Regions from separate parts of the Homo sapiens genome. Here all the other regions are linked to region 3. The links are chromatin contacts, found by Hi-C or POLR2A ChIA-PET in ENCODE. All regions are on one chromosome and are shown on one strand. Each heading gives the region's core, a stretch centred on a gene start or an enhancer-like site at or near the end of the contact. The rest is flanking DNA. Distances are from core to core; before and after follow the strand shown.

Region 1 (4,216 bases), core at 503-3,002, 180 kb before region 3:
CTAGATGGAGAGCTTGGCTCTGTTGGGGGAATTCATGAAAGCACCATCTCACCAAATAAAATCTTGTGCTCTATAGCACCATGGAGTGAATGAAGCTTTGACAACAATTTTAAGAAACTGGGTCAAGCATGGTGCAGCTCAGCCTTTTTGTTGTTGTTGTTGTTGTTGTGAGACAGGGTCTCACTCTGTCGCCCAGGCTGGAGTGCAGTGGCACGATCATGGCTCACTGCAGCCTGGACCATCCCGGGCTCAAGCAATCCTCTCACCTCACCCCTCCAAGTGGCTGGGGACTACAGGCGCCACCACACCAAGCTAATTTTGTTTATTTTTATAGATACAAGATCACACTATGTTGCCCAGGCTGGTCTCGAACTCCTGGGCTCAAGCGATCCTCCTGCCTCAGCCTCCTAGAATGCTGGGATTACAGGCATGAGCCACCATGCCCGGCTGCAACTCAGTCTTAACATTTTTATTGACGCTAGAGTTAGCCCACAAAGAACATGCACTATGAGCAAGCCAGTAATAATTAAGAGGCCTCGAGGGCACATACTGGATGCCAATCACTGTTCTAAGCATCATACCCATTCATTCATTTAATCCTTAGGGCAACCTTATGAGGCAGGAAATATTTTTCACATTTTGCAGACAAGGACCTTGAAGCACAGAGAGGGTGAGTAACTTGCTCAAAGCCACACAGCTAGTAAGCAACCGATTTTGAATGCGGGAAGCCTGCACTCTTAACTACCATGCTACCCTCCCTCTCAGTCCTCGAAAAGAGAATTAAAAGGCAAGACCATCAGATGTTTGGTGACATGATGTAGTCAGAGTGAAATGGCCGGGTGCCCAAGTCCCAGGGAAGGTCATAGATGACAACAGCCAATTGTAAAATCCTCACATTTTCTGTGAAGTTTGTGTTTGTAGTTTCTGAGTTGCCACAATTAAGAGTTGTCATACATACCCAAGAAATAATATAATAAAAAATGTTTCGTCTGCCACCACAGATGAATGTCATGCATTCTGGGTAGTTTAGTCTTATAACCAGCTGTCTTGCCTAGTCTATTTAAGTTCAGCTGCTCTAGCTGAGAATTTTCTCTTATTAAACCCTGTGAGTCTCAAACTCCCTGCACCTTAGACTAGGCAGCTGAGAGAAGCCCCTAGAAAAGCTCATTTTTAATTTTGAACCATAAAGAATTATATACTAACTGTGCCATGAAACTGATATATTAGAGGAAAATTTTATTTGGCGTTTGTAATTTAATATTAATTTTGACCATTTTTAGGCTTCCCTCTTGTCTGGAGGAAAAAGAAAAAAGAGAACCAGACTTAGACACAACTTCTTGTGGGCACATATTCAGAAGGCATCTCACTGGAGAGGGTTTAGTTCTCCTTAGCAGAAGATAAGATTTCAAGATTTCAGCTAAGACTCATCTCTCTGCAAATCTTTCTTTTGAGAGGTAAGGATTGTTAGTTATTAAAATACTATTGCTCCCTTTAAAGTCTTTCACTCACAATCATGTTTTGTATCTTTGATGTTATAACCGTCTGAAACTCATTCCAAACTGTGACCCTTTCCTTATCTTAAAGATTATATTTTAAGATAATTGTATGAGCACTTGGTGTTTGCCAAATGTCTTCTATGGGTTTCCTGTAAAGTCTTTTACTCATCTCAGAAGCTAACTAACAGGCCAAGCAGCTGAGAGGTTACTTACCGGGGAGAGTTTCTTGTAGGGGAACGGATGTCTCAGCTCTTCTGGCCAGATGAGCTGTGCAAATCAATCATATAGACAGTATAAAAGTAGGAAATGCTGTTTCTTTTGAAGGAGGGTGGAGTTAAATCATTAAGTGTATTGAAGGCGAAAAGAATCAGAGAACAGTTCTTCTTTTTAAGTTGAGCTTAAAATAAGCTAGAGAATAGATCTCTGGTCTGAAGGTTTATTTACGGGCTTTTCTCACTGGATTATTTTGTTTTTGTTCTCTGCTCATCCCACTACACAGAATCTGTTAGAAAATATAAAGAATAAAGGATATCAGAGCTAGAAGAACATTTACATTCATCTAGTCAAAAGCCCACATTTTAGTAAAAGAAATTACTATCCAAGAAGCAAATGATTTGTACAAGATCACAGGGCTTTTCAACAGTAAGGCTAAAAGGTTAAGAAAATTCTGATTATCTTAAGAGTTGCTATTAATTAAAGCCAACTTAAACCAACTTTAAATGTAGAGGGGGATCCTGGACTTCACATTAACCCTGTGTCCCCTTTTTCTCCACTCTCCCCGTATCCCCTATCCCACCCCAACCCCCACACAGATGCTCACCACCCAATATTATTGTTCTCTGTAAACGGAAACAACCTGTTGTCTAAAGAGTTTTAACTATGGGCTCACGGGTGAGCTAAACAGGTTTCCCATCTTTTTCTGGACCCAGGATCTTAGTGGGGATTTTCACTCTGTTCACTATTTTGTTGCCCTTCAAACCAGTAAGCATTTATGAGGACTCACACTATGCCAGATACATAGGTGGCAGGATTCTTCACTCCAGATATAATCTATCTGAAGCTATGAGAAATTTTCCACATGACATAAGTATATGGTCAAGTTCAGGTTCTTTATGACTATACTATATACAGTCATATCAAGCTCTCTTGGCGGTTGGTGACATCTGAAAATCTCAAGTATTGTCAGCAGAGCTGAGAAGACAGCAGAGAGCTACTCCCGAGCCACAAGATGCCCTCTGGGCTTCCGTGACCTTGGCTCTAGAATAAAAAGCTTTGGCTTGTGATCTCTAAGAAGGCAAATGAGACCCCAAACAGCAAAATTACGTGCCCCCAATCCTACAGAGGCAGACTAACCCAGGGGCTAAGCCAGTGGCCTCTGTAGTCAGACTGCCAAGCTTGAAACCTGTCTTACCCTCAGCTTTCTCGTCTGGGTATTGGGCTGAATGACAGTAGTCATTTCATGAGTTGTTGGGAGGATTCTATGAGGCATCCACGGCCAGCATCTAGCACATACTATGCACTCAGTAAACATCAAACTCTTAGTTACTCTTTCAGCAGTCCTTTGTCAGAGAGAGTTTATTTGATCAAATCCTAATAAAATTGGTTCACCGGAGTCTCTGTCTATAGCAGATTAGTTTCAGCAAACTAGAAGCTGAAAAGGTAAAGCTAATTGCTGGTGCTTGGAGAATAGAAAGAAATGACTGCTTGGGAAAAGCCAGAACAGTATAGAAATAGCCCAGCGATCAAGACACCCCCACCCCCGCCCCATATAGGGACATATGTCTGTGCTACAACAGAGCTCAGTAACATAATCATAACAAGGACAGCGAATCATCGAGAAAATGTTCTAGTTCATCCCATATGTGCAATTCAAAAGGCATTGATTAAGAACTGCAGTCATGCTGCTGGGTTTAACCTCCAGCTTCATTACTGCTACTTGGCTCTGACCAAATTATTGAAGCTCTGTGCCTTAGTTTTCTTAACTGTAGAGTGGAGGTTTTAAAAAAACCCAAATACAAACTTACTCAATATGCCTGTGGTGGAGAGGGAATGATAACAAGTGTAGAGCCTTTTGGGCACCCACCCTCGGGGGACTGTTTAAGCAGGGAAATATAAAGTGTGCTTTTGAAAGAGTTCAAAAATAGGTAACAAATAAATTAATATAAAATTTTATAGAAAATAGATAGCATAAATACAACTTTGGTTTTTCGAAAGATAGATAGCCTTGTATTCACTGGTAATCCACTTGTGCAGAACCCCCGGAGGCTGCCGGACCAACACTGTATTTCTGTTTGTGGCAATTGCTGGTTCTTACTTTCACCATGCAGAGCTGAGGCTTTGCCATGTTCTGTTTGTCTGTCATTAGGGTATTGGAGGATGTGAAGACATACTCACCCCCAGAGGGCAATGTGGGCTAGCGGAGCAGGCTCGGAGTCACACACGCTGTGCTGCTGACTTGCTGTGTGACCTCGGCAAGATACTTCCACTGCCCAAGCTTCCATTTCCTCATCTGTTAAATGACGTGCTAGACCTGGGGCAGCTTCCACCCTAAATACTACATGATTCTATGGCCAAGTTAGTTTGAAAAATATAGGCTAGATGGGAAACAAGGTGAGGATTCACAGGCTGAAACAAGGAAGCACAGCTTTGCAGTGTGCGTTACTCCACTTTTGTGTTTCTGGTCCAGAGGTGTGTTCTAGTAACCACTCAGGACAGGGGGG
Region 2 (4,442 bases), core at 803-3,302, 160 kb before region 3:
GAGATTTCAATAATAAGACAGGTCATCCCTGACCTGGTAACACTGAGCTTGCTGCCACTTCTGGAATCTCCTGACCCTGGCATCTTGCCACCTGTTCCTATGATTCAACCCAGGATGGGGAAGAGCAAGAGCCAGAAATTTTGCTCTGGCTGATTAGGACCGCTCTCCAATTTTGTCTTCACATTGTGATCTTTGTCTCCAGCCCTGTAATTTCATAAACAAGGAGAGGCACAGAGGTAGATAGTTGCAGAGCCAGGATTCAAACCTTTGGCTTATACTGACACAGAGGGCAGGATAACAGAGGGCACCCTCCGCTGAGATTTTGAAGAGACAGTATAGAATGAAAATATTTTTGGAGGGGTGAGCAGGCTTAAAAGAAGCAACAGGGATGGTGAGGTGGTCTGTCATCCCTATGCTTTGTGGGAGACCAGAATTTGACACCCTAAAATGTACCTCTTTTGCATAAGGATTGTTGAGCTGAAGGCAATTAAGAAGCAGATGAAGGAAAGCTCTTTTCCCTCCCTTTATTTGTCTAAAAGCAGGATATAGACTTACAAAGACAAAACGGATCTGCACCCCCCTCCACACCTTCTGCCAGGGTGAACAAAGGTTCACCACTGAAGACAAATTTAAATCCTTGTGGACCTGGAGATGGCACCAGAGGAATCTTCATTAACAAGTATTACTAACCAGCCTTTACCTCCATTTATTCCTTTTGCCTTCCTACAAGTCACTGTCCCTAGAGGCTCAAAGTTCATTTTCTTTGTCTTGTCATATCTCTAAAATGTTACTGAACTTTGTTGAAGATGCTATATGAGCTGGAATTCAAAGTCACCTTTTTAAGAATTATTCATTCCCTGGATAGCTCCTATGTACGTATAAAATATGTACGTTAATAAACTTTTCTCGTGTTAATCTGTCTTTTGTTACAGGGGTCCATTCCAAGAACTTATGAGCATTGAGGAAAAAATTATTTTTTTCTTCCTTAACAGCTAGAAGGATCAAAAGAATAAACAATACCACTTGAGTGCTACAGACAGCTGGAATTGAGAGCTGCAGGTTGATGGCTCAGCCACTGCTAGAAGTTCAGCAAAGCAGTAGGACAGCAGGGGCAGAAAGTATCCTAACCTCCTTCTCCCACTCTGACCTCCTACCAGTGCTTCCCAGTGACTGAACCAGATGGGAAGAGGGAATAATGGACAGTCTAGGCAATGTAGCCCCTAAAATCAGCATCCTGGGACTCAGAGTGGATCTGGGGGAGTGTGGCAAATAACCACACAACCGTCAAGTCAAACAAATTTTTTTCTTGCAACTTTCTTCTTACCTCGTCCATATATTAATAGATAGTTAGAAAATTGGGAATCTTGATCAGTACATCTTAGAATTCTTTATGCACACGGAGAGAGTTAAAAAGGATGTTTTTTCATGAGTTTGAGAATTCTGTATCTACCCATTGGCACTGGGTTCATGGTTTCTAAGGTTCCCAGTCTCAATGATGAGTATGGCCCTTCGAGCAGGCTTGAAGGAAAGTATGTCACAAGCCACTGAGCTCTGATGTGCCTGCTGACCAAGCAGGATTACATAGAAGGCAGGGCTGTGGTCACCTCAAGGTGACATGGGGCAAGGAAGAGGAGAAGCTCAATTTTTCTGCAAGCCAATGATATGAGAATAGTTTATGCTCCCCAAATAACAAAAGAAGACCCAGAATGCTGGCCCTAAGATGTTTAAGATCTTGTTTATTTTTACACTCAAGGTCAGCAGTTGAGTTGGGGATTAGGCCATTGAAACTGAAAGTTAGAGTTGTACTCAGAACCTCTCTGCCACTCCATGGATGGCAAGAACATGTGAGAGAAAGCATAGCTAGAGAGAATTGGTGGTGGGGCAAGAAGACAGAAAAGGTTTTTCAACAGCCTGAAGTACTTTAACGATGCCCTTAGCAATTTCCTAAGTAATGGGCAATAGATTTGTTCAGTTAGTGCCTTTAGAAAATAGAGAAATTCTTGCCTCTTGTCAACACAGATGCTTTTGGTTCATTGCGGTTTTTATGGTTTGCATGCTTCCTGTGACCTACTAAAATAGATTAGTGAGTTCTAGGATTTTACATCTTCAATTCTGGTTAAACATGATCTGGACCAATATGATGCCCACAGAAAAAGCAGTAATTATGTTCCTACCTATCCTGGTCAAGTCTTCATAATAAAAATGAAGCAAACTATTACCACTGTTTTTGTCACAAATGAAAAAGTAACACAACAGGGCATAGAGTCACAGCAAGAAAGCCCAGCAACTGCAAATGATTCTTGGAAAGGAAGTGTCAACTAGCAGAGGGCAGATAAGAATTTCTCCTCCATCTTCTAAGTTCAACTTTGTCTCCAGATGAACCAGGAGTAGACAAGAATGTATGATTAGAAATAGAAATTAAAAGAACAAAATGGTAATTTTGACTTAGAGTGTAAATGCAGCAGATTAGATGTCATACCTTTAGGCCAAACAAACTGTAGGAGAAAAAAGGGGAAATCAGAATCTTTAATACATGTACTTGCTAAAAAGCTGTCTCAAGTGACGGAAAGAAATTCATTTGAACCCTATAGTAGGAATTCTTTTGTAGCCTAGATGTTTTAAATGTCTCTGTGATTAAGATCTCAGTATAGATGCCTCAGAGGTAGCCTGCTCTAGGGAGGAATCTGTGGCTGGGGATAGGCCAAGACAGGTATTTAGAAGGCATTTATAGATGTCCCCAAGACTTGGCAACAGCAGGTTGGGAGCCGAGTCTGGGAGTGAGAAGCTAAGATTCATACTCCCCACCAGCATATTCCCTGACACTAAGCTTGGTGAGTAGAAGGAGCAATAGAGGGAGTACTTGCAGGAAGAAGTTTAATGAATATCATTGTGGCTTCTGAGGTGTCCCAGGGAGGGGCACCATGCTATAGAAAACATCAGGAAACCCAGACTGTGCTCATTGTTGGTACAGATGGCATGAGAGGAAACCCACAGAGCTGATGTGGCAGAGGTTCTGATTGGTGAACATGATTAGACTTACCCTGGGTGGGCATGAGTGATGGAGACAATGAGATGGACCCTGACCTACCATGACTGATTGGAGTTGAGCCCAACTGATGGTGACTTTTGCGGGGACCATAAACCTCTGATGGTGGGAAAGAATAAGTGTGTGGAGGACAACTCCTTTGTAATGCAACTTAGGTGTATATATTTCTATTTAAAAAGTAATGCATGCTGAAAGCAAAAGTTGACTCTTTAAAAGATCAACAAAGTTGACAAACCTTTAGCTATGCTAAGACAGAAGAAGAAGACAAAAAGAATACAGAGAAGACACAAATAACTAAGATCAGGTAAGGTGGGGACATTATCAACTTTACAAAAATTAAAAGATTATAAGATAATACTATGAAAAAATGCACACCAATAAATTAAATAACCTAGATTAAATGAACAAATTTCTAAAATACATAAATTGCTAAAAAGTTACTCAAGAAGAAATAGAAAATCTGAAAAGATCTGTAAAAATTAAAGAGATCAAATTGGTAATCAGAAACCTCCCAACACAGAAAAATGTTAAGAACCAGACGGCTTCACTGGTAAGTTCTACCAAACATTTAAAGAAAAATTAATATCACTCCTTCTCAAACGTTTAAAAAATGAAAGAGGAGAAAACACTCCCTCATTCATTCTAAGAAGACAGCATTACCATTATAGCAAAGCCAGACAAATAAACCACAAAAAACCTGTGGACTGATATTGCTTATGAATATAGATGCAAAAACTCTAAACAAAATACTAGCAAACTAAATCCAATGGCATATTAAAAGGGTTATACACCATGACCAAGTGAAATTTATATAAAGAATGCAAATGTAGTACAACATAAAAAATCAACCAATGTAACATCAACACTAATAGAATGAAGGAAAAAAAATCTCACATGATAATCTCAACTGACACAGAAAAAGCATTTGACAAATTAAATACCCTTTATATCAAAAACACTCCAAGAAGTAGGAGTAGGAAGGAACTTCCTCAACATGATAAAAGATATTTGTAAAAAACCCACAGCTAACATTATACTCAATGGTTAAAGACTGAAAAATTTCTCTCTAACATCAGGAAAAAGACAAGAATGCCCATTTCACCATGGTTATTCAACATCATACTGGAAGTTCTAGCCAGGGAAATTAGGCAAGAAAAGGAAATAAAAGGCATCCAAATGAGAAAGAAAGAAGCAAAACTATCTTTATTCACAGATGACATGATATGTAGAAAATCCCAAATAATCCTCAAAAAAACTATCAAAGTTAACAAGCAAATTCAGCAAAATTGCAAGGTATAAGATTGTTGGGAACAGGCCCCCCAAAATCTGGCCATAAACTGGCCCCAAAACTGGCCATAAAAACCGCTGCAGCACCGTGACATGTTCATGATGGCCA
Region 3 (4,457 bases), core at 1,415-3,914:
AGTGAGTTCACAGGGGTGCCATGGAATATTTCCAGTTTTCAGAGGATATACATTGATAGCTGACCCTTCTTGGACACCTTGGGAACTACTCGATTGAGGAAGTTCACAGTTCGAACATCAGATTGCAGTATATTCCTTTCACAGTTGTCATATCTTTCCAAAGCTGGGTTTTCAATGATTGCTTTGAGGTAAAATGGTGTGGGACAGAAAATGAGGGCAACAGTGTCCAACTTGATTCCAAGGTTGGAGAAGTTGGGCCTTGTCCAACAGGCACATATCCCATCGGCACTGCTTATTTAAGAGGAAAATCAAATATTATTTTTTCTTTCAATGTATGTATATTTTCTTTTCAAACAGCTATTACAAACATACCTACGTCATTTGGATCTAACCACTTAATTAATGGAACTGTTTGGTATTTCTTTTGGCCCAGGTGCACTAAGAAGAGAGTACTGAGAAATTAAGGGCACCACACGCAGAGAAAGTTTGGGGACCCCTGAGCTGAGGGATTTATTTAGGAGTGAGATTATATGCAAAGTGAGAGCTGGCGGGCAAGTCTCTCCGGGCTGTCCCCTCTGCCTGCAGTGTTGAGTGGGAAGTCTCTTCAGGTCAGCCACTCCAGCAGTCAGGAAGGAACGCCAGCTGAGGATGTGAGCAAGGATCAGATGGCACCTGTAAGGACAAGCGAGATCCTACACGGAAACTACCCGCCTTGAGGACAAACAGGAGGTTCATCTGTCTCTCGCGGCATCCAGCCACTACCTCGCTAGGAATCTGCAGAGGAAGCTGCTGCATTCACCATGGAGGTTCACATGCGCCTGGCCCAGGACTTGTACTTCCAGAGGGGAGCATGGGAGCCGGAATCCAGTGGGTCCAGGTGCCGTCCTACGCCAAAGTGAGCCTGCAGATAGACTGCAGTGTGCACAAGCCACCACAGGGCCCCGGAACCTGCTGGCACATTCACAGCGTTACATTACAGCTGTTGCTCCATTCTCTCGTGAATCTCAAGTTAGTTATATAGATCCCCGGGCCTGTGCTAACCTGGAACCCTACTGACAGTGAGTTCTGGGAAATGTAGTTCCCGTTTAAACTGACATTGTATAAAGTCATCGCAAATGAGTGATGTTAATTTTCTTCTGTATGCTTTCAGTGCTATCTAACTGAAAAAAAAAATACATATATTTTTTTAGAGCAGGATCTCACTCTGTCATCCAGGCTGGAGTGCAGTGGTGACCACAGTTCACTGCGGTCTTGAACTCCTGGACCCAAGAGATCCACCCGCCTCAACCTCCTCAGTAGCTGGGACCACAGACCCATGTCACTACACCCAGCTAATACTTTATTTTTATCCTTTGTAGAGACAGGATCTTGCTTTGTTGCCCAGGCTGGTCTTGAACTCCTGGCCTCAAGGGATACTCCTGCCTTGGCCTCCCAAAGTGCTGGGATTACAGGCATGAGCCACCAGGCTGGCCTATCCAACTTTTAAAATGGCCACATCATAAGAAAAACTATTCTTTGTGAAAAGAAAGAAAGGAAGGAGAAAGGGCAAGAAGGAGAAGAAGTCTAATGGGGGGAAAGTTGGGGAAAGAGAGTGAGAAGGAGACAGAGAAAAGAAAAAGATGAGCAGTTGCTTCTTAGAAGAACACAGTGGGATGAACATTCCGGGGTAAGGGTGTGGAGTGAATGAAGGCCAGAAGCATGACTCTCTCTGGGACCTGCACAAAGGTTAGTATGACTCCCGTCATGTGCAGGGGAGCAGGAGTGAGAGGGGGAGCATGGGGCAGTGAGTGGGCTGACTGGGACATGGGGCCAGAGCAGGAGGCTGTGATGAGTCACTGAGCTTGAGTCTCCACTTCATGAGGTGACTCCCAATGCACACTCTGAGCACAGAGTTTAAAAAGCAGGTATTTGTAAGCCAGAAGTCCCTGTGTAAGCACTTTCACATCTCTCTGAGCCTCACTTTTCATAGTAATAGAAAGGGGTACTTTAAATAATGGTAATTATATTGAATAAAGGTCTTGCCAAATAGTGACAGTTGCTCAAAACCCTCTTATCCCCATACAACTTAGTGCCCTTTCTCCTCCAAATCCCCCATGGCTCACTGCTCTCCCAGATCCCAGGCCTCTGCTGCTTCCCATTTGTAACAATGTGGATAAAGCTATGTGGGCTCCACAGAGCTACAGATAGGCATCTAATAACTACTTATTAAAAATATCTATTGGCCAGGCATGGGGGCTCATGCCTATCATCTCAGCATTTTGAGAGCCCAAGAGTTTGAGACCAACTTGGGCAACATGGCAAAACCCTGTCTCTACAAAAAATACAAAAATGAGTCACTCATGGTGGTGCACACCTGTAGTCCCAGCTATTCAGGAGGCTGAGATGGGAGGATTGTTTGAGCCCTGGAGGTCGAGGCTGCAGTGCGCCATGATCACACCACTGCACTCCAGTGTGGGTGACAGAGTGAGACCCTCCCTCAAAAAAAAAAAAAAAGCATCTGATCCAAAGTGGCCCCCTAGTTTTATTTGCACTTCTTACAAGATTTCCTCGAAAGGAAGATCAGATATATTTATCTGAAACAGTGTCACACTCCAGTGATTTCTTTGCAGTACTCTTATGTACAAGACACTTTCAGGAAGCTGACACATTGTGGCCATTCACACTTGACTTCCACTGCCTGTCAAGACAACTATTTTCCTCCTCAGCATTTGCTTAATTCTATACTTGGTTCTTGAGAGGGAGAAAAAAAAGGGGGGGAAGTCACCTCTATAATTTAAATTTTGTATATGTGTTTTTGCAAAATTGCAGAAGTTCAAGCTGCTTTATACTCTATTTGTCAAAACTTGATTTTCTTTATCATTAAAAGGAAGCAAGGCTGGCGAGGGGGTTGTCTGAAAGTAAATGTGATAGACACTACTAAATGTGACCACAGAAAGGCTTCAAGGATGTTGCCCACAGCTGTGTTCCTAAGGAGAGAGAACTAGAAACTCCCTAGAGATACAGCATTCATTTATAGCGATGAATAAAATAGACTGTTTCTGCTTTTTGTTTCTTTTTTGCATCTTTTGTATATATTGAGGGTAAAAGAGAGAAAAACAAGAAGCAAACAAAAATAAAACAAAAACCCAGGAGATTGGTTAAATTGATTTAGTGATATGCTAGAGCCAGCTTGTAGCAATTCATAAGAATCAATGGTGTGACTTCTTCCCAACTCCATATGTTATGTCATGTAGTAGCTTTAAATTAAACACTGTTGGAATATTTACACAGGGAAATTGGCAAATACTACAAATCAGGGCTTTTTTAAAAGAGATGATTGTCAAATATTTACCAGGACCTCACTGTTTATAGTATGTTCATAAAATAAAATATTAAGCTATTATCATATTAACTTCTAGAAAAACATTTCATAATATAACTATGTGTATGCAAAAAAAATGACCTTGGACCCTCACCTCACACCATGCACAAAAATTAACTGAAAACAAATCATAGACTTAAATGTAAGAGTTGAAACAATTAAACTTTTAGAAGTAAACATAGAAGTAAATCTTTAGGACTTTGGGCCAGACAGATTTCTTTTAAAAATGTGATTTATAAATGAAAAAATTGATAAAATAGACCTCATCAAAATTGAAAACCTTGCACTTCAAAAGATACCATTAAGAAAATGGAAGGACAGGAAAAACACTGGGAGAAATATTTGCAAAACACATTTATGATAAAAAGCTGGTACCAGAATTTAGAGAGTGCTTGTATAACTCAATTGTAAAAAAACAATCAAAGATAGATGCATGCTCTCACTTATAAGTGGAAGCTAAATAATAAAAACACATGGACACAAAGAGGGGAACAACAGACACTGGGGCCTACTTGAAGGTGGAGGGTGGGAGGAGGGAAAAGTTCAGAAAAAAATACTTATCGGGTACTATGCTTAGTACCTGGGTGAGGAAACAATCTGTACACCAAACCCCTGTGATGACACGAGTTTACCTACATAACAAACCTGCACATGAACCCCAGAACCTAAAACAAAAGTTAAAAGAAAAAAAATAGCCATAAAGCCTCAATTACATGGAGGAATAATTTTTGATTTCTTTGAGGTATATTGCATAGCTTGGTGAATATAGTAAATAATAATATGTTGTACATTTCAAAATTGCTAAGAGAGTAAATTTCAAATTTTTTAACACAAAATGTAAGTACTTGAGGTGATGGATATGTTAATTAGCTTGATTTGATTATTCCACATTGTATTTATACATTATAACAAAACTTTGTGTACAACAATAGTTTGTCAATTTACAATTACAAAATAAAAATTAAAAATAATAAGCAAAAAATATTAACAGACATTTCACCAAAGAAGATACATGAAAGGCTAATAAAGTATGAAAAGATGCTCAACATCATTAGTCATTAGGGAAATGCAATTGCAAATTAAAGCCACAATGAGA

What was found. A loop is a pair of places that touch in the nucleus more often than their neighbours do. ChIA-PET counts read pairs that join two places held with the same protein, here RNA polymerase II (POLR2A). Pooled maps may share reads with other maps.
Region 1: a map of GM12878 shows a loop between it and region 3 (5-fold over the local background). The contact joins the promoter of CCR5 here to the enhancer-like site in region 3. A Hi-C loop is called at or near these places in 2 of 168 maps with a recorded cell type or tissue (GM12878 and breast epithelium), 5 of 37 single-sample maps with no recorded cell type and 7 of 50 pooled maps. POLR2A ChIA-PET finds 5 or more read pairs at or near these places in 3 of 52 experiments (H1, HEK293 and activated CD4-positive, alpha-beta memory T cell).
Region 2: a map with no recorded cell type shows a loop between it and region 3 (6-fold over the local background). The contact joins two enhancer-like sites. A Hi-C loop is called at or near these places in 2 of 37 single-sample maps with no recorded cell type and 4 of 50 pooled maps. POLR2A ChIA-PET finds 5 or more read pairs at or near these places in 1 of 52 experiments (H1).

What each region holds. Positions count from the first base shown.
Region 1 is chr3:46,368,482-46,372,697 of GRCh38, reverse strand. CCR5 (C-C motif chemokine receptor 5) reads right to left here and starts at 1,752. Exons shown (of 2, transcript NM_001394783.1): 1 at 1,710-1,752. CCR5AS (CCR5 antisense RNA) reads left to right here. Exons shown (of 4, transcript NR_125406.2): 3 at 1,281-1,454.
Region 2 is chr3:46,347,526-46,351,967 of GRCh38, reverse strand. No RefSeq gene overlaps it. Among named protein-coding and RNA genes, the nearest start is that of CCR2, 4.4 kb to the left of the region's middle. RefSeq lists an enhancer at 1,591-1,740. Within about 2 kb of position 2,052, at least 6 of the 41 ENCODE cell types and tissues checked have a DNase peak (open chromatin) inside an H3K27ac peak, as active enhancers do.
Region 3 is chr3:46,185,423-46,189,879 of GRCh38, reverse strand. LOC105377067 (a long non-coding RNA gene) reads right to left here. Exons shown (of 2, transcript XR_940805.3): 2 at 1-948. Among named protein-coding and RNA genes, the nearest start is that of CCR1, 21 kb to the left of the region's middle. RefSeq lists an enhancer at 2,202-2,341. Within about 2 kb of position 2,664, at least 3 of the 41 ENCODE cell types and tissues checked have a DNase peak (open chromatin) inside an H3K27ac peak, as active enhancers do; they include GM12878, where a contact is called at or near this core.